Linked DNA regions of Homo sapiens: regions 2, 3, 4, 5 and 6 are each linked to region 1. A link is a loop called in an ENCODE intact Hi-C map of the cell type or tissue named here. Cell type or tissue: heart left ventricle. All regions are shown on one strand. Region 1 overlaps ZMYND8 (zinc finger MYND-type containing 8). Region 2 has its middle 49 kb from the start of SLC2A10. Region 3 overlaps NCOA3 (nuclear receptor coactivator 3). Region 4 has its middle 8.6 kb from the start of NCOA3. Region 5 has its middle 39 kb from the start of MIR3616. Region 6 has its middle 29 kb from the start of MIR3616.

Region 1 (4,000 bases):
GTAACACTTATGGGTAACATGGGTGTGTAAAACTTACCCAAGAGCTACTGACTCTTCTGACACATGGTGCATGCTAGCATTTGCCCTATTGTATTTCCTTATGAAAGAGCTGCTTATCATTGTAGCACTAAAGTAGCCCCAAGCTGCTGTAGTACCTCTAGCATGCACTATGTATCAGAAAAGTCCGCACCCCTTGGGTTAAGTGTTATACACCCATATGCACACAAAAGCACACGATGTGTAACAGGTATGGAAAGAAACGTATGTCTGCTTTCATTCATCCCAGTCTCTACCTACCACTCCCCAACCTCACTCACTGCCATATCTGCCTGATCCCTGTATTTGAGCTTTCAGCTTAACAGTAGGACTTATAACCACATATAAAAAGCGCTGGAAACACAATCTAAGGACTGGCTGTGAGAGGTGAGATTCTCAGTGACTTTATTTCATTGACTGATCGATTGAGATGGAGTCTCGCTCTGTCTCCCAGGCTGGAGTACAGTGGCGTGATCTCAAGCTCACTGCAACCTCCACCTCCCGGGTTCAAGTGATTCTCCTGCCTCAGCCTCCTGTGTAGTTGGGACTGCAGGCGTGTGCCACCACGCCTGGCTAAGTTTTTGTATTTTTAGTAGAGACGGGGTTTCGCCATGTTGGCCAGGCTGGTCTCAAACTCCTGACCTCAAGTGATCCGCCCACCTCGGCCTCCCAAAGTGCTGGAATTACAGGCATGAGCCACTGCACCCAGCCATCAGTGACTTTAAATTCTGTAATAAAGAACTAATTTATGACAAAAACATATTGATTTCACAATTATAAAAAAAGGGGGGGGGGAGTAATATGAAACCTCTTTTTTTTTCTTTGAGACAGAGTCTCACTCTGTTGCCCAGGCTGGAGTGCAGTGGTGCGATCTCGGCTCACTGCAAGCTCTGCCTCCCGGATTCAAGCAATTCTCTTGCCTCAGCCTCCCAAGTAGCTGGGATTACAGGCACATGCCACCACGCCCAGCTAATTTTTTGTATTTTTAGTAGAGACGGGGTTTCACCGTGTTAGCCAGGATGGTCTCAATCTCCTGACCTCGTGATCCGCTTGTCTCGACCTCCCAAAGTGCTGGGATTACAGACGTGAACCACCGCACCCGGACCCTCTTTCCTTTCTTAAATGGTAACTCACAGTGTAGCTACCAGACCAAAGGACCATTAGCCCAGAGGGTGGTGAATGTCAGGCCCCCCGACTCTGACCCTAATACATATTAATAACTTACATCGAGATCGCGCAAACAAATACCGGTGAAGGTAACCATTCTGGCCAGGAGGTCTATATAAAGGGGAAACTACAAAAATCACTCAGAATATTAACCACTTAGGCCACCTAGCTAGCAAGATTATAGGACACTGTGAGTTAAAGACTTCTGGCTGAGCAAAGTGCTTCTTAGAAAGCTAAATATCCAGTTCTAAGGATTATAGGCACACAGCTCTGAGTTCTCCAATCTTCTAAACAAAAACAAGATTTCTACACTGTTGTACAAGTTTTATGCAATAACATTTCAATCTGTAGTTTTATGTTACTGGTTACAAAACTTTCACTGGTGAGGCTACTATATTATTTTCTATTCTATGACATGGCAATTATTTTACACGATTTTGGGTGAACTACTGTCTTATCTCAATTATATTATCCTGACTGTGGAAGCATTTTAATACAAATTTCCCATCTCCCTCCACTAAATGCTATTATCACTGCTAACAGCAGATGGCAGTAGGGTGCAGAGAAAGGAAACAGGTATGGATGCAGAATCTGGCTGTGGGGACTTTCACACCTCCCTTACACTCTGCATGGCTCTCAATTTGCCTTCTGTAAAATGACTCAGTTTCTTCTAATCCTCTTAGTCTGTAATAGTGGTTGGCAAACTATAGCTCAAGGGTCAAATTGGGCATATCACCTGTTCCTGAGGGGCCTGCAAGCGAAGAAAGGTATTTTAACATTTTTTTAATGGTTGGGGGGAAAAGAATTAATAGCTCATGAAACATGCAACTTATATGAAATTTAAATTCCAGTGTCTGGACACCTCGGGAGACTGAGGCGGGTGGATTACCTGAGGTCAGGAGTTTCAGACCAGCCTGGCCAACATGGTGAAACCCTGTCTCTACTAAAAATACAAAGAACATCTGGGCATGGTAGCGCATGCCTGTAATTCCAGCTACTCAGGAGGCTGAGGTGGGAGGATTACTTGAACCCAGGAGGTGGAGGTTGCAGTGAGCCGAGATCGTGGCACTGCGCTCTAGCCTGGGCAACAGAGCAAGACTTCATCTCAAAAAATATAAAAATTTAAATAAGTAAATAAATTCCGGTGTCCATTAAAAAAGTCTTAACTGTCTACGGCTGCTCTATTTTCTTCTATCTAGCTAGCTGTTTATTGAGCTAGGGTCTCACTCTATTGTCCAGGCTGGAGTGCAGTGGCACAATCACAGGTCATTGTGGCCTCAAACTCCTAGGCTTAATTGATCCTCCCAGCTCAGCCTCCTCAGTAGCTGGGACTACAGCAGCTTGTGGCTACGTTACTGCAACAATGACTAAATAGTTGCAGAGTTGGAAAAAAGACCCAAAAAGCCTAAAATACATACTATCTAGCCCCTGACAGAAAAGGGGGCAATTTGTAAGAGTAAAATAATTTTCAATATCACTCTCTCTTCCTACACTACACATTGGCTAATTCATGATTAGTAAAATGACCTAAGCACATACCAGCAAGGAGATTATATTTTAGGAAAGGGACTTTAAAGTCTACTCAAATGGGGGATTCAACTAACTTCTCACCTAAAAAGCACTCAAAGAATGAGGTATATTTTTCCAGGAAGTCTGATGTCATTTATCTTTCTCCTTTTGTACCTCCCAAGGGAAGACAGAAGCTAAATTAAACACATTATCCCTGTTCTTATATTCCTATAAAACTGAATTTTTTGAAATGTGGTGCAGGAGAACCAATGGTCATATATATGCCATGTTTCATTTTACTAGTTATGTATTAATTTCACATATATTAGGAAAAGCCACAACAAGCAATTTAAACACACGAGCCTATACATTGTGTTTAGCTTAGGACAAAGCTGCATTACAATTTTCATATTTAAGTATGTAATAAAATACGGCAGAAAACCATGGCAATGAAAGTTCAGGCAACACTAATTCACAAAGTCGCTGCCAAGGTTAAAATTTTAAACATTTCCTGAAAAGCATGCTCTTTATGGGAATTAATGTGCCGAAGGATTGTGTAATTAAGTACCATGTTTTGTGAACTTGGCTTAAATGGAACCGTGTCATGAAACAAAGTAAGCTTTTAAGGACTCTGGTCAGAAACAAGGGGGTAAAAAGGAAGACTTTTCTGAAACTGTGTCAACACAAATTATGTCAATTCCAAAACAAAGCTCTATGACTCAACCATGAGTGTCTAGGACCACACAGCTATGAATCAGAACTAGAGAAAGATATAGACTGCAGCCTTTATTTTACAGAACCAAAAGCCACAGGCTCTCTCTACCCCTCCTACCACCATCTGGGGAGCAGCTAGAAGCAGTTCTTGAAAATAACCCAAGGAAAAGAAAAAAGAAAAAAAATTTCCCAAGAAACAACACAAGCAAAGTCAGTAGAATTATTTGAGTTCACAACTAAATCCTCATTATTTTAACTCTTGGGGACATTCATGGTATCCTGAAGAACTGATGCTTGCTCCTTAAAGAATTCCTGTGTGAAGGGAGTGAGGGAGAGAGGGAGGGAGAGAGAGAGAGACCAAGGAAGGAAGCGAGTGTGAAAGGCTGTCCAAGGCTTTAGGCCAGAAGCCTAAAGCTGGTACTCCAACCTGCTTTATTCATTCTAGAAAATCTTCCAAGACATCTTAAACTGACATTTAATAATTGGAGATTTTACTTAAAAACCTGACATTTAAGAATTGGAGGTTTTACTTAAAAACTCAGACTTTGGGCCAGGCCCAGTGGCTCACACCTGT
Region 2 (4,000 bases), 510 kb before region 1:
GACAGCTGTTCTGCATTCCCACATGTTTTTTCTCATCATTGAATTTCCACCACCAAGGATAGAACCTGGCACTGGTAGGTGCTCAACAAATATGCACATAGTAGGTACACAAAAATATGCATACCTACTATGTGCACATAAACAGATAACTAGAGGCTATCACACAGTGGGATCGGAAGGATGAATTAGGGTAAAATGTATAGAGTGCTTGGTACAGTGCCTGGCCCTTAGTACCTGAGGATCATTGCTAACAGTAGAGGCCACTCTCCCCAGGGGAGGGCCATAGGGCAGGGGCCTCAGCTCCAGCCACACAGAGAGACTGCCTAGCAGAACCCTCCACTATGCTAATCGCTGATTCCTTGAGCTGTAGGCTTTGGGGATATAAAGATCTTCTCCCTCCAGGAACTGAGGAGGTAAGAATCTGCCCCCACGCCAGCAAGACCCGCAATGCTGCAAACACTTCCTGAGGCTCTCTGTGCCCCCCTCCACCCCAGCGTAGGGAACCCAGGAGACCTGGCTCCAGCTGTGTTTTCCTTGCCTCCACACTCAAAAATGGGAGGCCCACAGGCCAAGGAATGGAGTAAGTCTGTTTTCCTAGCTGACCTTGTCCCCTCAAGGGGACACCAGTGCCCCCACGCTGCTGAGTTTTCTCCCACTTTAGCCAAACTCTTTGGCTGCCCTTGTCCACCCCCACTGGGGGCCTGTTTGCCAGAATCTTTCAGCACCTTTTCTTTTTCACAATCACTCTGACCCTTTTTGCTATTGTTTTTTGTAGGTTAATTGAGTACGTTCTCCTCTCGGTGGAGACCGCAGGCAGGGCCAAGCACAACAGGCCCAGCACGAAGGGGGCCTGGGAGGCCCGTCCCAACTCTGCAGCCTGAGGCCTGCTCAGGCAAGGGCAGGGGGACATTGATGGGGCCAAGATGTAACTGACCTCGCCTGCAGGCAGCAGCTAGCTGGGGTGGAGGACGCGGGGGACGAGAGCATCAGGCCTCCCTTTCAATCCCTGCTCTTCCTTCTTCCTCTTTTTTGTTTTCAGAGCAGATTATCCCTAAATTCTCCTTCAGTTGGTATTTTCTGAGCACCTTCTAACCGCAGAAAACTGTAGCACGATGCAAAGTGTAATGACTGACAGAAACGAGGCTTGCAGTGGTCTCACCTGGGGTGAGTTTGTGCCCCAGGAGACACTCAGCAATGTCTGGAGACCGTTTTGGCTGTCGGCCCTAGGCAGGAGGGGTCCTGCTGACATTTAGTGGGTGGAGGCCACGGATGCTGCTAAACTTTCTACAATGCACAAGACAAGCCCACGTAACAAACATCGATCCGGGTGGGATGTCAGCAGTGCTGAGGCTGAGAAAACCTGGCTCCTCACTGTCCCATTATATGGATGAGGAGACTGAGGTCCTGTGCAGCTAAGTGACATGTCCAAGGACACACAGGATTTCAACCCAGAGGCCTGACTCTGCTGTCCTCATGCACCTCCCACTCCTAGAGCTCATCAAGGGACGGGGAAAGGAGTTAGGAGGGACAGGGACGCAGGGGGAGTTGACCTGGGTGTGGGAATGGAGCTCTGGGGGCCTTCCGCAGAGGATGAGGGGACTGAGGGGAATTTGGAAAGACTCCCGGGGGATGGGAGAGTCTGTCATGATTCCCTTTGACATCCGTTTCTGATACAGGAAAAGCCTGCTTTGAAATTTAGGGGGTGGGGGGGAACACCTGTCACCCCCACACAGCACTTCCGGCAGATCCTGGGAGGGGCATTGCAGTAGCAAATGATGAACAGCAGAGGGCGCGAGGGTTCCTTTGCCTCCTATGTACCACTTTTTTCATCGTAAAGGGAGTAGGTGTGCCTTAAAGAAAACTGCGGAAAGCCCAAAAAAGCAGAACAAAGAAACCTACATTGCCCAGAATCCCACCTCCTGGGACAGTTGAACATTTAAATAGTGAATAGTTTCTTCCTTTTTCCCCAGACAACTTTGTTGACATTTTTTATTCTGTTTTGTTTTGCTTTCCAACACAGGGGCCATCAGCCAGTACACATGATTTTGCAGCCTGGATTTTCACATAACATTCTATCAGAAGCTTTTCCCTTTGTCTGACAAGCCCATGTCATCCTCAGTCCCTGGTCACCGCTGCGGAGTCAGGGCTTGTGTATTAGGCCGTTTTTCAATTTCTGTAAAGAAATACCTGAGGCTAGGTAATTTACAGAGAAGAGAGGTTTCATTGGCTGGTGGTTCTGCAGATTATACAAGCATGGCACAGGCATCTGTTTCTGGGGAGGCCTCAGGAAGCTTCCAATCATGGCGGAAGGCAAAGGAGGGGCAGGTGCATCACATGGTGAGAGAGGGAGCAAAAGGGGGGCGTCCCAGGCTCTTAAACCACCAGATGTGGCATGAACTGAGGGAGAAGTCGCTCATCGCCAAGGGGGTGGCACTAAACTTTTCCTGAGGGACTCACCCCCAGGATTTAATCACCTCCCACAGTGCCCACCTCCAGCACGGGAATCACATTTCAACATGAGATTTGGAGGGGACAAACCTCCAAACCACATCAGCACACATCCATTCAGCAGATGTGTTTTGAGCCCCCATGTGTGGGAAGCTGTGACAAGCAAGGAGATCAACTGGGTGTGTGCTCTGTCTGGGGGAGATGGACCCCATCCAGGGTCATTTCAGATGGGGCAATGCACAGTGATGGAGTGAGAGATCTGGGCTGTGTCCCTGGGGGGGCCTCTCAAAGTAGGGGACATTTGGATGGGGACCTGGATGACCACCAGGAGGCTGCAGGAGCTGCAGGGACACTCCTGGCACGCTGGAAGTTCACATGAGAAAGGGGAAAGGCCTATTTTGGATAAAGATCCCCCCAGGACAGGGTGAGGGGTGGAACATGGGACATGAGGAACATGAGTGGTCTCAGATGCCTACAAGTCTCCTTCCTGGGCCTTTGGGCAGGTGGTGGCGCCATATACGGCAGCAGAGAAGGAAGGATGACACTTAAGCCTGCTGCCCCTGCTCCCCCCTTGATATGATTTGGCTCTGTGTCTCCATCCAAATCTCATCTCGAATTATAATCCCCATGTGTCAATGGAGTGAGGTGATTGGATCATGGCAGCGGTTTTTCCCATGCTGTTCTCATGATAGTGAGTGAGTTCTCACAAGATCTGATGGTTCTATAAGTGTTTGACAGTTTCTCCTTCAGAGTCTCGCTGTTTCTCCTGCCACCATGTAAAACATGCCTGCTTCCCCTTCCGCCATGATTGTAAGTCTCCTGAGACCTCCTCAGCTATGCAGAACTGTGAGTCAATTAAACCTCTTTCTTTATAAATTACCCAGTCTCGGGTACTTCTTTATAGCAGGATGAGAACAGACTAATACACCTGCTTTTCCCAGAGCCTAGCATTCAGCATGTGGGAGGAAGGAGCACTTTCTGCTTCTCTTTCATTAGTGAGGATAAAGAGGGACAGTACCAAAGGAGGATAAGGACTCAATTTCATTCTAATAAAAATGGGAACCCCTTGCATTTTATTTAAAATATCATTGTTTGTTTGCTCTTTCAGATTGCAAAAATAATTACTAGTCATTATAGAAACATGTGTAAAAATATAAATAAGTACAAAGGGAATAGTGGTTCCCCATGATCCCATTGTCCAGGGACCCTCCGCAAGCCTTTCAGGGTATTCCTTTATCGTAAGACCTTCATCAGTGTCTGTGTCTGCATTTATTCATCCATTCAACGGAATTTTTTGAGCACCCACTATGTGCCAGTCATCTTTCTAGATGCAAAGGATGTAGTTGGGAATAAAAACACAAAAATCCCCGTCATCATGGAGGTGACATTCCAGTGAGGGTGACAAACAAAATAATCGGTAAACGCTGCAGTACAGTCTATGATAAGGGCAGAAGTGCCATGGAGAAATGAAAGCAGGGAACCCGGAGGAGGGCACTAAATGGGGTTTGGATTTTAAGCGGGATGCTCAGGGAAGGTGTCACTGAGAGGTGAC
Region 3 (4,000 bases), 350 kb after region 1:
TAATATCTAGAATGTGGAATAAATTACATATTTAAAATAAAGAAATGTAGGCTGGGTGTGGTGGGTCATGCCTGTAATCCCAGCACTTTGGGAGGCTGAGGCAGGCGGATAACTTGAACCCAGGAGTTCAAGACCAGCCTGGGCAACATAGTGAGACCCTGTCTCTCCAAAAAATACAAAAATTAGCTGGGTGTGGTGGTGCTCACCTGTTGTCCCAGCTACTTGGGATACTGAGGCAGGAGGATTGCTTGAGCCTGGGAAGCCGAGGTTACAGTGAGCTGAGATTGTGCCACTGCACTTCAGCCTGGGTGACACAGTAAGACCCTGTCTTTAAAAAAAAAAAAAAAAAAAAGTTATTACTCAATGGATAGTTTGCCATTCAATTTAAAAATCACCTTTGAATGAAACAAATATAAAACCAATTATAGAGACATAACAAGAATTATTCTATTTTTGTACTTAAGGAATGGAATCACTATTCTTTTTATTTTTATTTTTTGAGATGGAGTCACACTCTGTTACCCAGGCCTGGAGTGCAGTGGCGGGATCTCAGCTCACTGCAACCTCCGCCTTCCGGGTTCATGCGATTCTCCTGCCTCAGCCTCCCAAGTAGCTGGGACTACAGGCGCCTGCCACCACGCCCAGCTAATTTTTGTATTTTTAGTAGAGACAGGGTTTCACCATATTGGCCAGGCTGGTCTCGATCTCCTGACCTTGTGATTCACCCGCCTCGGCCTCCCAAAGTGGTGGGATTACAGGCGTGAGCCACTGCACCTGGCTCTTTAATTATTCAATTTATTATTATTATTGTTTTTAAGAGACAGAGTCTCACTCGGTCACCCAGTCTGGAGTGCATTGGCGTGATCATAACTCACTGCAGCCTCAAACTCCTCAAACAAGCAGTCTTCCTGTTTTATTCCTAAGTAGTTAATGCTATAGGTGTGCACCATGATGCCTGGCTTATTTTTAAAAAAATTTTGTAGAGACAGGGTGTTACTGTGTTGCACAGATTGGTCTCAAACTCAAGTGCCTCAAACTCAAACTGCCTGAGCCTCCCAAAGCACTGGGATTACTTGAGCTACTCTTTTTAAATATGAAAATTGGAAAATCAAAACCGAACATACCTTTAAGTTTAAAACTCTTTTATTTGAGGATAATTTTAAACTTAAAGCAAGGTTGCAAGAAAATAGTACAAAGAGTTTTTACGTTTATCTCCCCCCCGGGTCAGGATTCACCTAGTGTCAACTCCCTTCCTCATCCTTGCTCTGCCTGTCCCCATTCCCAGGTTTATTCACTCACTCATTATATATGCAATTTTTCTTAACCATCTGAGGATAATTTGCATATGTAATAGCCTGTTACCCCAAATATTATACTAAGAATATTGGTCTCTTAAATAACCGTCGTTCATTTATCAACTTAAGTGTATTAATATTGACAACATACTTTTATGTCTATTGTCCATATTCTAATTTTGTCAGTTGATCCAATAATATTCTTTATAGCATTTTCTTACCCTCTAGCACAGGATTCAGTCTAGGATCAAATATTGCATTTAGTTGTCATTTTCTTATAGCTTCCTTTAAAATCTGGACTGTTTACAGACTTTCTTTGTCTTTTGTGACATTGACACGTTTGAAAATACAATACCCCTGAGATTGTGTGATCTGACTGTGCCACTACTAATAATAGTGAGCCACTACTAATAAAGGTTATTTTAAGTCTTTTTCTGTCCTTCATTTAAACTTGTCATGGGGAAAAAACAAATACTTAAATCATCTCAGCTTTTTAGCCTTTCCATTTTACAACCAAAGTTATAGAATGAATTTTCTTGGTAATTTAATACATATTTAGTGCATCTGTAAAGACAATGTTGCAATCTAGATTTTCTGATTTATATTATGATCATGTGATTTTTTAAATTTTTATTTTTTTTGTTTTTTTGCTTTTGATTTTTTTTTTAAAGCTACACATTTGAAGTTTGATCAGCATCTTGAGTGAATTTTTTCATTTTTATAAATCTGTCTTCCTTCCTGGTAGCATTCTGCCACCTAGTGGAAATTTATGTCCTCCAGCATACGTCTCAGAGTTTAGTTGGAATGCAAGATGCATTTTAATATATAAAAATTAGTTTAGAATCGTTGAACTTCTTTGGTTGACATGTAATTCTTTACAACAGTGATCGTCTTGTTTTAAACAAGAGTTTAGTACAGATAAAATTCTTAGCAAATGAGGGCTTAGTAGATGTCTTAAATCATCTTTCTCAACAAGAAGTACTCTACATTTATCTTCTTCATCAATGAAATTTTAACCAAAGCATACTATTTTTCCATCAGTCAAATTTTTTTTTTTTTTTTTGAGACGGAGTCTAGCTCTTGTCACCCAGGCTGGAGTGCAGTGGTGCCATCTCGGCTCACTGCAACGTCTACCCCTCGGTTCAAGTGATTCTCCTGCCTCAGCCTCCCAAATAACTAGGATTACAGGCACCTGCCACCATGGCTGGCTAATTTTTTATTTTTAGTAGAGACGGGGTTTCACCATGTTGGCCAGACGGGATTTCACCATGTTGGTCAGGCTGGTCTCAAACTCCTGACCTCAGGTGATCCACCTGCCTCGACCTCCCAAAGTGCTGGGACTACAGGCATGAGCTACCGCACCCTGCAAGATACACATTTTTAGTAGGACTTGAGGAACATTTCTGTCTTGGAGTACATACGTTCTGCATAATTCATATTAGAATATGAAATCTGAGGTTGTCTTCAGTATAGTCATTTATGAAAAAGAATATTGAGAATTATCTGTTTAGAGAAAGTAGTTCTGAATTAAAAGTTGCAGTCATTCAGTCATATAACACCTTCATAGAGTCATGTATATTTTTTAATGTACTTATCTTATTTCTCATTATTCTCTCTTAGTTGCTGATGTATATTCAAGATGAGTGGATTAGGAGAAAACTTGGATCCACTGGCCAGTGATTCACGAAAACGCAAATTGCCATGTGATACTCCAGGACAAGGGTAGGTGACTTATTTCCTGGTGCTTTACCACACTTGTTGTGCCTTTGTTTAAGGATAACATTTTAACTTCTTGCCATTTACATTCTCTGGTTAGATTTTTTGGTGGTTTCACTTCGTGGTAAGTAGAGTGTTACTGATGAGATGGACATCTTTTTGATGTAATAGAAGTTTTTTTTTTATTGCTGATTCATATAGAAGGTAGAATATTAACAATTCGCGGTACTATAAGAATTTCTGAATGGAAGGAGGGGTAGGAGTTACGAATAGATGACCAAGGTTATGTCACGTGCGTCCGTGTGAAGAGACCACCAGACTTTGTGTGAGCAACAAGGCTGTTTATTTCACCTGGGTACAGGCAGGCTGAGTCCAAAAAGAGAGTCAGCAAAGGGTGGTGGGATTATCATTAGTTCTTATAGGTTTTGGGATAGGCAGTGAGTTAGGAGCAATGTTTTGCGGGCGGGGTTAGATCTCACAAAGTACATTCTCAAGGGTAGGGAGAATTACAAAGAACCTTCTTAAGGGTGGGGGAGATTACAAAGTACATTGATCAAGTTAGGGTGGGGCAGAAACATCACAATGGTGGAATGTCATCAGTTAAGGCTATTTTCACTTCTTTTGTGGATCTTCAGTTGCTTCAGACCATCTGGATGTATATGTGCAGGCTTGGTCTCAGAGGCCTGACAGTTATAAGTAAGAATCTTTGCTATCTTTTAAGAATGGGTTATAAGTTGATATTTTGTCATTTGTGAGGTTGCATCCTTTTTTTTACCAAGTGAAATGAGAAGCTTAAAAATTAGAAACAAAATAATGTAATCTATATAACACTACTCTATAGCTTTTAAAGTATTTGCCAAAGTCAGTGTCAATTGAAGTTTAATGTGCTAGTTGAAAAATATCAATCTACAATGAATAAAACTTCATCATTAATAAGTAGCTACCACTGTTTTTGTTCTTATTTGTTAGTTGTTTTATTATCTCTAAGA
Region 4 (4,000 bases), 220 kb after region 1:
CAGAGTGGCTGGGATTACAGGTGCACGCCGCCATGCCCGGCTAATTTTTGTAGGTTTTTTTTTTTTTTTTAAGATGGCCGGCTAATTTTTGTATTTTTTTAGTAAAGATGGGGTTTCATCATATTGGTCAGGCTGGTCTCGAACTCCTGGCCTCAGGTGATCCGCCCACCTTGGCCTCCCAAAGTGCTGGGATTACAGGCGTGAGCCACCACGTCTGGCCTATATATATACATATTTGTAACACAAAAAAAGGCCTATTATACATACTGCTTTACCTTTTTTTTTTAACTTAAAAGTGTCTGAACCCCATTCTCTGTGATGTGCTTATTTCACATTGCAAAACTGTAACAAAACATCCTATGTACTCCATTGATATATACACCTACAATGTATCCACAACTTTTTTTAAAAGTGAAGTATCTGGGAGATCTTTTTTAACTGCTGAGTGTTAAACAGCTTCATAATGTTTCATTGACTACATGATATTCCAACATATATAGTTTGGCTGACTCTTGGTATCCCATCATATAAAGGTTGGCTGACTCCAGCCCTGGAGTAAAACACTTCCTTTTTTAAAAAATGAATTTGGGGACCAGGTGTGGTGGCTCATGCCTGTGATCTCAGCACCTAGGGAGGCTGAGGCGGGCAGATCACCTGAGATCAGGAGTTCAAGACCAGCCTAGATAACATGGTGGAACCCCGTCTCTACTAAAAATACAAAAATTAGCCGGACATGGTGGTGGGTGCCTGTAATTCCAGCTGCTTAGGAGGCTGAGGCAGGAGAATTGCTTGAACCTGGGAGACAGAGGTTGCAGTGAGCCAAGACCATGCCATGGCACGCCACCCTGCGCGACAAGAGCAAAACTGTCAAAAAAAAAAAAAAAAAGAAAATGAGTTTTAAAGTGATGGCAGTAAGCTTATTTGAGAGGATAAACCCTCTTCCAGTGATTTAGTACTTACAGAGTAGGAACATGGAAGGAGTAGAGATGTTGGGGCATGCAAACAGTTCTATGCCAGGGGTGAATGTATAAGGTAAGTTAAGATTCTAGCTTTAAAAACATAAAAGTTAAAACCCTGTGGCTATTATCAATCAATTACATGGCAAACCTGTTAAGGATGTTACTGTACAAGATTTTGCATGGACATATGTTTTCAATTCACTTGGGTATATACTTAGGGGTATAATTGATGGGTCATATGGCAATTCTTTGTTTAACACTTTGGAGAACTGCCCACCAATTTTGCGAAATGGAGTACCATTTTACAGTCCCACCAACAGTGTACAAATGGTTCAATTTCTCTACATTGTGGTTAACACTTAAAAAACAAAACAAAACAAAACAAAAAACTGGGGTCAGGCACGGTGGCTCACGCCTGTAATCCCAGCACTTTGGGAGGCTGAGGCAGGCGGATAACCTGAGGTCAGGATTTCAAGACCAGCCTGGCCAACACGGCGAAATCCCATCTCCATTAAAAATACAAAAAATTAGCTGGGCCTGGTGGTGGGCACCTGTAATCCCAGCTACTTGGGAGGCTGAGGCAGGAGAATGGCTCGAACCCGGGAGGCAGAGGTTGCAGTGAGCCGAGATTGTGCCATTGCACTCCAGCCTGGGCAACAAGAGCGAAACTCTGTCTCAAAAACAAACAAACAAACAAACAAAAACCAAAAAAAACCCCAAAACTGGAATGCTTCACAGAATTTGCATGTCATCCTTGTGCAGGGACCACACTAATCTTCTCTGTATTGTTTCAGTTTTAGTGTATGTGCTGCCAACATGAGCATAGTCCTTATTTTTATTTTAGCCCTCTTACAGTGGGTACTTTTAAAGCATTTGATAGCAAATGATTTTTTCTTCCAAGGCAAATATGTTTAATATGTAAGTCTAGAAAGGAAAAGCAAAACAAAAATGAGCTGGGCTTCAAATTCTTCCAGCTGTGGAGTCATTTGCAGGTTGTGGAGCAGGACAAGTCTGTTGCAGCCAGGCCAGGTGCCAATTCCAACAGGCGCATGTGTCATCTCTGGCACAAAAATCACAGGTCACCAAACCCTGATTTGAGTTTAAAGGAAGAGGCATGAATAAGGCAACTCTGGGTTGTAAAGCTCAGGCTGCTCTTTATCTCCAAAAATTTGTCTTAAATATGATTCTTCTCAGGGGTGTTTTTCCCCTCTTTTAAGCAAAACAAGAAGTCAAGTACTTGTTTACCCTAAATTGCATTTTTTGATCTCTCTCTTCTGCTCTCTCTTTCCCCCTCAGTTGTGTGTCCTTCCCAGGGAGAAAAGTGGTTCAGAGTACAGCCTGGGGGTGGAGCTTGGGGCTGTGCCAGCTCATTTTCAGATTAGGTATTTCGTAACAGAGTTTTAGGCATGTGCAGGGTTTAGGCTTCTACCCAAGGAATCTATTTTCACTTGCAGGGAAATTTCACACTGTAATTACTATCATGAAGCAAAATATGGTGTGGGGTGAGGGAGGAGAACATTGTTACTAACCCTTGGATATTAACCCCTACGAAGCAAGTTTGGAACTGCCATACATTATCATTATTAACATTTGAGTGCTCTGTGCTTGACACTGTGTTTAGAGCTTTCACTATGCTGTTCTATTTAATCCTGATAATACCCTATGACATAAGCATTATTGTTGTTGCTATTATTATCATTATCAGTGTTCTCACTTTAGGAAATGGAGGCACAGAAAGTTCAAATAACCAGCCACTATCACACAGCTTTGTAAGTAGCAGAACCAGCTTAGCAGGTTAGGCAGTGAGTGTCAAAGCCCACATTTTCTTTTTTCTCTTTTTGGACTCCAGGGTGGAGTGTAATCACCTTGACTTCCCTGGCTCTAGTGAGCCTCCTGCCTCAGCCTCCCAGTAGCTGGGACTAAAGGTGCATGCCATCATACTTGGCTAATTTATGTATGTTTGTATGTATTTGTTTATTTTTGAGACCGTGAGCCCCACGATCTTGGCTCACTGCAGCCTTAACCTCCTTGGCTCAGGTGATCCTCCCACCTCAGCTTCTTGAGTAGCTGGGAGGCTACAGGCGCATGCCACCACACTTGGCTAATTTTTTTTTTTTTTTGGTATAGGCAGGGTTTTGCCATGTTGCCCAGGCTGGTCTCAAACTCCTGAGATCAAGTCATCTGCCCACCTGGCCCTCCCAAAGTGCTGGGATTACAGGCAGAGCCACTGCGCCTGGCCATAATTTTTCTAATTTTGTAGAGACAGGGGTCTCACCTTGTTGCCCAGGCTGGTCTTGAACTCCTGGAAAGTCCACACTCTTAACCATTAGGGTATCTGGCTATATCTCACACAATGAAAGAGGGAAGAATGTGGGAGATAGCAGTAGGGACAGAAACTGAGGCACGAAAATGACTTGAGCCCAAAAGGTCCAGGCTGCAGTGAGCCGTGAGCATGCCACTGCACTACAGCCTGGGTAGCAGAGTGAAACCCTGTCTCAAAAAAAAAAAAAAAAAAAAAAAATCAGTCGGGCACGGTGTCTCACTTTTGTAATCCCGGCACTTTCAGAGGCTGAGGCGGGCGGATTTTAAGACCAGCCTGGCCAACATGGTGAAACCCCATTTCTACTAAAAACAAAATTTGCCTGGCGTGGTGGTGCACGCCTGTAATCCCAACTACTCAGGAGGCTGAGGCAAGAGAATCGCTTGAACCCAGGAGGCAGAGGTTGCAGTGAGCCGAGATTGTGCCATTACACTCCAGCCTGGGTGACAGAGTGAGATTCCATCTCAAAAAATAAAAACAAAGGCCGGGCAAGGTGGCTCATGTCTGTAATCCCAGCACTTTGGGAGGCCGAGGCGGGTGGATCACAAGGTCAGGAGTTCAAGACCAGCATGGCCAACATAGTGAAACCCTGTCTCTACTAAAAATACAAAAAATTAGCTGGGCCTGGTGGCAGGTGCCTGTAATCCCAACTACTCGGGAGGCTGAGGCAGGAGAATCGCTTAAATCTGGGGGGCAGAGGTTGCAGTGAGCAGAGATCGCG
Region 5 (4,000 bases), 67 kb before region 1:
AGGGTTTCGCCATGTTGGCCAGGCTGGTCTCAAACTCCTGACTTCAGGTGATCTGCCCGCCTCAGCTTCCCAAAGTGCTGGGATTACATGCGTTAGCCACCATGCCTGGCCAATGTGGGAAGTCTTAACACAAAGGTCCTGCAATGTAATCTGGACATTGTTGGTTGCTGTGCAATCTCCTAATCCATCTCTCTGGCCTTCCCAGGGATTTGTGAGCCACTCAATATCCTTTAACAAATGCCTTTTCTGCTCAAATTAGCTGGAGTGCATTCTGTTATTTGCAACTAAAAACCTGACCCCTCCCAATTCATGTATCCCCCAAGTGTCCGTTTCCCGAGCTGCACAGAGTGGAATAACCACCCCAGGGCAGCTAAGAGAAGCCTGGGGAGTCATTTTGTAAACTCACCACGGTGTCACACACACACACAGGGCTAGTTGTGACTGGGGCAGTGTTGCCTGATGATTCACTGAACTGGCTTGGGAAGTAAGCAGACTGGTTTGAGTCCCGGCTCTGCAGTGACCTTTTGTGTGATCTTGAGCAAGTCACTTTTTTCTCTCTGAACCTCAGCTGCCTCACTGGGAGAATGGGCCTGTTACGAGGGCCTGCTCCATGTAGGGAGTTATTACAAAACCCGAAGGATTACAGCATGGAAAGCCTCAGCACAGAGCCCCACGTGGGGCAGGCCCACATCAGCGACACTTGGAGGAATATAGGTGACCTTTGCTTCTCTAGACTAAAGAAAATAAATAAGAATATAGATGGGGTCCTGATGTACCCTGATATGAAGGTGGCAGCTAAATGCTGACCTTTGGAAAACTCAACTCTGATTATCGCCACTCGACTGTATAGTTTAAAATGGACGGTCGGCCGGGCGCGGTGACTCATGCCTGTAATACTAACACTTTGGGAGGCCAAGGCAGGTGGATCGTTGAGGTCAGGAGTTTGAGACCAGCCAGGCCAACATGGTGAAACCCCGTCTCTACAAAAAATACAAAAATTAGCCAGAAATTGCTTGAACCCGGGAGGCGGAAGTTGCAGTGAGCCAAAATCGTGCCACTGCACTCCAGCCTGGGCAACAGAGTGAGACTCTGTCTCAAAATAAAATAAAATAATAAAATAGACAGGCACACTGGCTCACACTTATAATCCCAGCACTTTAGGAGGCCAAGGCGGGTGAGTCGCTTGAGCTCACGAGTTCAAGACCAGCCTGGGCAACATTGTGAAACCCCGTCTCTGCAAAAAAATTTAAAAATTAGTTGGGCATGGTGGCGTGTGCCTGTAGTCCCAGCTGCTCAGGAGGCTGAGGCGGGAGGATGGGGTGAGCCTGGGAGGCGGAAGTTGCTGTGAGCAGAGACGTCCCTATAGCACTCAAGCCTGGGCGACAGAGCAAGACCTTGTCTCAAAAAATAAATAAATAAAATAATTGGGCTCAGTCCCCTCGGAAAGAAACCCCCTTCAGGTTCTACTGAACGGTGAGCCCCTCAGAGAGGGCTCCCAATCACATCATCTCCCTACCCGCCTAGCTTTATTTACCTTCAGCGCATCTAGCCCGCCTGGGATTATATTACATGCATACAGGTATCAAATTGCTTCCCAGTGAGAGTGTCAGATCAATAAGGACAGAGACCGAACCTGTTTTGTTCACTACTGTGTCACTACTGAGGACTTGACTCATACAGAGAGCTCAGTGAACAGCTGTCTCCGGAATGAAGGGTTTTGGCCCACGTGCTCGCTGTCCCCAGTGGGCCAGATCTCTCCACAGGCTGCAGTTTTGCCTATGGCCACCAGATAGCGAGCTTGCTGGACTGCATGAAAAGGTCTGAGCCAGTTCCTGCCCCGGTCATTGCCAAAGGAAACCAGCAAGGAACTGGCAGCTTCTGCCAGGTTCACCAGACCTCACTGCATCTCCCTCTTCTTCTCCTCATTCTGAAAACACTCAACCCAGACTGGAACCTTCAAGCCCCTCCCCTCCTACCTGGCCTCTCACTGACCCACTGGTGTGGCCTGAGAAGTAAGCAGATTAGAGAGTGTTCTAATTAGGTGGAGTGGATTCTGTTATTTGCAACTAAAAACCTGACCCCTCCAAATGCATGTAACCCCTGAGTCTCAGTTTTCCAAGCTGCACAAAGAGTGGAATAACCACCCCACTGGGCAGCTAAGAGGAGCCTGGGGAGTCATTTTATAATGGTGCTCACTGCAGGGCCGTTTGCCGTGGCCAGAGTTTGGGGACAATCTCAATGTCCACCAGCTGGGGGCTGGCCACATGCATTATCCCGTGTCCACATAGCAGATATCACACCCCCTAAAAATGGATGGAGGTGCTCTTGAACTGCACTGATATGGATCAATACTCAAGGCTTCAGATTAAGTTTAAAAAAAAAAAACGGGGCAAGGGGACAGGGCAGAAGAGTGTGTATCAAATGCTATCATTTATGTAGAAAAAGGGGGCCGGGAGCAGTGGCTCATGCCTGTAATCCCAGCACTTTAGGACACCGAGGCGGGCAGATCACCTGAGGTCAGGAGTTCAAGACCAGCCTGGTCAACATGGTGAAACCCTGTCTCTACTAAAAATACAAAACTCAGCTGGGCATTGTGGCGGGTGCCCTTAATCCCAGCTACTCGGTAGGCTGAAGCAGAAAAATTGCTTGAATCCAGGAGGTGGATGTTGTAGTGAGCTGAGATTGCGCCACTGCACTCCAGCTTGGGCGACAGAGCGAGACTCCGTCTTAAAAAAGAAGAAAAGGAGCAGAGAAAAATGTCTCTGCATTTGTTTGTAAATGCAGACTCTCCCTGAGGACTATGTGGGAAGGGGGATTGGAGGGGACCGAGGTAGCAGGGAGGGAGAGGCTTTATACTATGGGCCCTTTCGTATCTTCAGATTTGAGTCATGTGGGCTGTTTTACCTGGTCAGATGAATGGTAAAACTAAAAGCAACCATTTCTCTATCCTCGAGTAAGCAAGCCACTTCCCTAGATGTCTTTGCTTCTAAGGGAGGTTGCGGCAGAGGCTGGATGGGGGTGCAGTGGGACACCTCAAGGTGGCCTCTGCATTTGAATGCTGCGCTGCTGGCTACTCGCTACTTAGGAGCCCAGCTGCTGGCTGCTCGCTACTTAGGAGTGGCATGACCTTCATTGTGTCCAAGCCCTGGGGACACAGCAGGGAACAGAGAAAGCACCTCCCTCACCCAGCTCACATTCAACTGGGACACACAGGAGAAGTAATAAAACCCCACACCCTTTGCTCAGAGATATGAAGAAAATATTGAGGGCATGATGGGCCCGTGGGCAGGTGGCTATTTCAGGAGTGACATCTGAAGAATCAGGTACCAGCCACAGAAGAGGGTATCAGGTCAAAGGAGCAGAGAGTGCAGTTGAGACTAGAAAGGCAGGAGCTGAAAGAAGACAATGGATGACCCCTCGTAGCCATGGCCCCTCCTTTCTCTGGTCTTCAGGATGAAATGAGACAACAGAGGAAAGGTGCACACACATGCCCAGGAACGGGAAGCTAACATTCTTCTCACTTAAAAAAATGACTTGGAGGCTAGGCACGGTGGCTCACACCTGTAATCCCAGCACTTTGGGAGGCTGAGGCAGGCGGATCACCTGGGGTTGGGAGTTCGAGACCAGCCTGACCAACATGGAGAAACCTCATCTCTACTAAAAATACAAAATTAGCTGGGTGTGGTGGTGGATGCCCGTAACCCCAACTACTCGGGAGGCTGAAGCAGAATTGCTTGAACCCGGGAGGCGGAGGTTGCAGTGAGCCAAGATCGCGCCATTGCACTCCAGCCTGGGCAACAAGAGCAAAACTCTGTCTCAAAAAAAAAAAAGACTTGGGAGGCCAAGGTGGGTGGATCACCTGAGACAAGGAGTTCGAGACCAGCCTGGCCAACATGGCGAAAACCCCATCTCTACTAAAAATACAAAAATTAGCTGGGCATGGGTGGTAGGCACCTGTAATCCCAGCTACTCGGGAGGCTGAGGCAGGAGAATTGCTTCA
Region 6 (4,000 bases), 77 kb before region 1:
CTATAAGAGCACCTTTTTTTAAATTTTTTTAATTTTTTATTTTTGTAGAAACAGGGTCTCACTATGTTGCCCAGGCTGGTCTCAAACCCCTGGCCTCAAGTGATCTTCCCGCCTCAGCCTCCCAAAGTGCCGGGATTACAGGCATGTGCCATCTTGCCTGGCCCTATAGGAGCATCGTAAAGGTCAGATGTCAGTTTTGGAGACTTCTCTGTCAATAACCTGTGGCCCTCAGGAGCTTGTTTCCAGCCTTGGTTTCCCCCAAACAGCATCACTAGCCCTTTCTCTGTGTGCCCCACAGCATTGGGTAAAGGCTGTGGCCATGTGGGATGTAGCAAGAAAGACCCTTCTCTGAGGCCCCATTGTCCAACACAAGGTGGTCTCAGTGGTCTGAGAGCCAGGGACCCCTGGGAAAATCCTGTTAACAAGTTTCAAAGAGGCTGGAATATATCCACTCATCCATGCTCCTACAGCTCACCCATTCACAATTTTCAGTGTGATGAAGGCACTCTCCCACCTGTCACTCATATGTCTGATTTCATCAGCCTCCTGTAAGCAGCTGCATTCCTTAATTTCTTTTGAGACCAAGTCTCACTCTGTTGCCCAGGCTGGAGTGCAGTGGCATGATCTCAGCTCACTGCAACTTCTGCCTCCCGGGTTCAAGTGATTCTCATGCCTCAAGCCTCCCAAGTAGCTGGGACTACAGGTGTGAGCTACCACGCTCAGCTAATTTTCATATTTTTAGTAGAGATGGGGTTTCACTATGTTGGCCAGGGTAGTCTCGAACTCCTGACCTCAGGTGATCCACCCGCCTCAGCCTCCCAAAGTGCTGGGATTACAGGTGTGAGCCACCGCACCCGGCCCCTTCATTTCTTTTGTATCCTTTTAAAGTTTCTTTATGGAAATATGACAATATATTTCTTATTTCTTCTTCATTGTTACACAAAGGGTGGCATGTGCCATTGGCTTTTTTTCACTTAGCGATGTGTTTTGGAAATAGATCCGGGTTATGCACAGGTCTGTTATTTACCAGGTGCTCGTTTCAACTTCTGGATGCAGAGGTGAAAATGAGCAGATGAGGTCCCGACCGTCACAAAGTGCAGGGAACCGGACTGAAAGCGGCCCTATTGACACTGGGAGGTAGCCTTTGCCGCCAGTCAGCTGGGTCCCACAAGAAAAAAGGTTTTCGCCAGCCAGGAGCAGGGAACCAGCACACACCCCAGGTACAGGCTTCATTCAGGCTTGAGCCACAATCTGTGTCCCCTTCCAAGATCTGCCTTGAGGTCAGCAGGAGAGGAGGGGTCGTATGAGCCTCCGCAGGGAGGGGAAGGTGGCTCTTGGAGGCCTACTTTAGCCAACTTCAAGAAGACCTGTTGAAAGGGGTCCCAAGAAGAACTTCTTGACAGAGATGGCAGTATCTCTCCAGGGAACATTCAGGGGCCATAAAGGGGTCTTGGTGCTTGCCCAGGAGGTAAAATATTGAGGATCTTTTTGCTGGCTGAGATTTTAACTTTTAGGGCACACAGCATGGTACTGTTAGCTCAAAGAAGGAGGCTGCTTTCTTCCCCAGTACAGAGTCACTTCAGACAGTGCCTGGAGTCCGGAAGCAAGCATTGGGCTGATGCAGTGCAGACTCCCCCGAAAAGCATTTGCTGTGGACTCGCTGGTCACCTCTAAGGAGGTGACACTTGAACTCAGACCAGTACAACAAGAAAGGCCAGGGACAGCATTCCAGGGAGAGGTGCAGGAAATACACGGTTCCAGGCAGGACAAAGGAAGGAAAGGAAGCCGGTGTGGCTGGAGGCCAAGGCCAAGGTCAGAGGGTGCGAGCATGATAGGGCGCAAGGGCAAGGCCCGGCCAGATGTCGTGGGACCCTATTCATTTTGGATTTTAAATTGTATTCTAAATCCAGTGACAAGATATCAGAAGGTTTTAAGCAGGGTGCTTAAAACCAATCAGGTTTTAAACAGGAGGGTGCTGTGATATGATTGATATTCTCAAAATCACCCTGGCTGCCATGGAAAGAATGGCTAGAAGGGGCAGGATGAAGCGTCTGGGCAAGGGATTCCTTCATACATTTTAAATTTTTTTTATTTTATAATTAATATAAAGTCTATTGCACAAATCTCAAATCTCAAGTATTTTTACGTATGATTATGCTGGGATAATTACAGCACCCAGATCAAGATGGAAAACGTTTCCAGGCAAAAGGCTGGCTCCCTCGCACCCCTGCCCAGTCTATATCCGCATTCCATGACTGTTCCGGTTCCTGTCGCTAAGGTAGTTTGGCCAGATCTAGAACTTCATATAAATGGACTCAGAGCGTAATCTTTGGTGCCTGGCTTCTTTGACTCAGAATGTTTTTGAGGTGTACCCATGTTGTGGCACGGACCTGTGGTTCATTCTGGCAAGAGGAGAATTCGCGTTAAAAACGATGGACCATTTTTCCCTAATATTTTGAGCCCCATGATGCAAGCTCAGCGCCCGAGAAGCTGTGCTCATCTGCAACCACCAGGGGGCAGTGCGGCCCCACAGCTGACCCAGCCGCCCGCAGGTGCCACTTGAAGTGGGACCCGGAAAGAGCAATAACGCAAGCCTTCCGAGAAAGGATTCTCAAGGCGTCTGCTTTGGGCTGCGCCGGGCTACAGGGATTGCTCTGATGATACTGCAGCACCGTCGACGATATGTTAGGCCCAAGAGGTCATGGTAAGGTGACCTTCTACAGTGACCATAGTGGTGGCCTCGGTTGACACAATGTCTATGCAGGAGGCAGATGGACGCTGTGGTGGCCTCGAGAGTGGCCCAGCCACCTACAGGGCTGGGAAACGCTGTTCCTGCACTCTGCCCAGCTTTAGACATGGGCCGCGCCAGTGTTTAATAATGTAATTGTAACAATGGCTTCAATTGTCTGGGAGAAATGTTAGGTTGGTAGGTTGGTTGGTTGGTTGGTTTGAGATAGGGTCTCACTTTGTTGCCCAGGCTGGAGTCAAGTGGTGCGACCGCAGCTTCCTCGACCTCCCAGGCTCAAGTGATCCTCCTACCTCAGCCTCCTGAGTAGCTGGGACTACAGCCGTGCACCACCACACCTGGCTGAATTTTTTGTATTTTTTGTGGAGATTTTGCCATGTTGACCAGGCTGGTCTCAAACTCCTGGGCTCAAGCAATTCACCCACCTCAGCCTCCCAAAGTGCTGGGATTACAGGCATGAGCCACCGAGCCCAGCCGGATTTATTTTTATATCCTGAAGTTCATCTGAGAGTGATGATAATCCGGCTCTAGCCAAATGCTGATTTTATAATTCAACCATTTGGCCGTGTGCAGTGGCTTACACCTATAATTCCCAGCATTTTGGGAGGCTGAATCGGGAGGATCGCTTGAGCCCCAGAAGTTTGAGGCTGCAGTCACAATCACATCACTGCCCTCCAGCCTAGGTGACAGAGAAAGGCAAGACCATGTATCAAAAATCTCAAAAAAAGGCTGAAGCAGGTGGATCACTTGAGGTCATCAGTTCGAGACCAGCCTGGCCAACATGGTGAAACCCCGTCTCTACTAAAAATACAAAAAAAATTAGCTGGGCATGGTGGTGCATGCCTGTAATCCCGGCTACTCGGGAGGCTGAGGCAAGAGAATTGCCTGAACCCAAGAGGCGGAGATTGCAGTGAGTCGAGATCACGCCACTTCACTCCAGCCTGGGCGACAGAGCGAGACTCCATCTCAAAAAAGAAAAAAAAATAAATTCAACCATTAAGTATTTGGTATTTGTTTGGGGTTTTGGTTTTATTTTGAGACAGAGTCTCGCTCTGTCGCCCAGGCTGGAGTGCAGTGACATGATCTCGTCTCACTGTAATCTCCGCCTCCCGGGTTCAAGCGATTCTTGTGCCTCAGCCTCCCGAGTAGCTGGGACTACAGACGCATGCCACCACACCTGGCTAATTTTTGTATTTTTAGTAGAGATGGGGCTTCGCCATGTTGGCCAGGCTGGTCTTGAACTCCTGGCCTCAA

What was found. A loop is a pair of places that touch in the nucleus more often than their neighbours do. Peaks named below come from ENCODE experiments on the same cell type or tissue, not always from the same donor. Only the 100,000 strongest peaks of a DNase experiment are listed, where the experiment ranks them.
Region 2: a loop joins it to region 1, with 4 times the contacts of the local background. A loop is called at or near these places in 12 of 110 quality-filtered maps.
Region 3: a loop joins it to region 1, with 5 times the contacts of the local background. A loop is called at or near these places in 74 of 110 quality-filtered maps.
Region 4: it touches region 1 in a loop (2.3-fold over the local background); 29 of 110 quality-filtered maps call a loop at or near these places.
Region 5: a loop joins it to region 1, with 3 times the contacts of the local background. A loop is called at or near these places in 50 of 110 quality-filtered maps.
Region 6: it touches region 1 in a loop (8-fold over the local background); 48 of 110 quality-filtered maps call a loop at or near these places.

The regions. Positions count from the first base shown.
Region 1 is chr20:47,271,236-47,275,235 of GRCh38, forward strand. All of the region lies in intron 11 of ZMYND8 (zinc finger MYND-type containing 8), which reads right to left. Among named protein-coding and RNA genes, the nearest start is that of ZMYND8, 83 kb to the right of the region's middle. In heart left ventricle, a CTCF peak has its summit at 1,744 (motif pointing right); no DNase peak of the experiment used is centred here; H3K27ac peaks cover 2,405 bases.
Region 2 is chr20:46,756,493-46,760,492 of GRCh38, forward strand. No RefSeq gene overlaps it. Among named protein-coding and RNA genes, the nearest start is that of SLC2A10, 49 kb to the left of the region's middle. In heart left ventricle, a CTCF peak has its summit at 1,781 (motif pointing right); a DNase peak (open chromatin) is centred at 1,775; H3K27me3 peaks cover 181 bases.
Region 3 is chr20:47,619,314-47,623,313 of GRCh38, forward strand. NCOA3 (nuclear receptor coactivator 3) reads left to right here. Exons shown (of 23, transcript NM_181659.3): 3 at 2,916-3,017. The coding sequence starts at 2,935. Among named protein-coding and RNA genes, the nearest start is that of NCOA3, 120 kb to the left of the region's middle. In heart left ventricle, a CTCF peak has its summit at 2,059 (motif pointing left); no DNase peak of the experiment used is centred here.
Region 4 is chr20:47,491,303-47,495,302 of GRCh38, forward strand. It overlaps the pseudogene RNU6-563P. Among named protein-coding and RNA genes, the nearest start is that of NCOA3, 8.6 kb to the right of the region's middle. In heart left ventricle, no CTCF peak of the experiment used is centred here; DNase peaks (open chromatin) are centred at 1,989 and 2,309; H3K4me3 peaks cover 354 bases; H3K27ac peaks cover 2,901 bases.
Region 5 is chr20:47,204,072-47,208,071 of GRCh38, forward strand. No RefSeq gene overlaps it. Among named protein-coding and RNA genes, the nearest start is that of MIR3616, 39 kb to the left of the region's middle. RefSeq lists a silencer at 3,014-3,308. In heart left ventricle, a CTCF peak has its summit at 1,782 (motif pointing right); a DNase peak (open chromatin) is centred at 1,790.
Region 6 is chr20:47,194,024-47,198,023 of GRCh38, forward strand. No RefSeq gene overlaps it. Among named protein-coding and RNA genes, the nearest start is that of MIR3616, 29 kb to the left of the region's middle. In heart left ventricle, a CTCF peak has its summit at 2,500 (motif pointing right); a DNase peak (open chromatin) is centred at 2,538.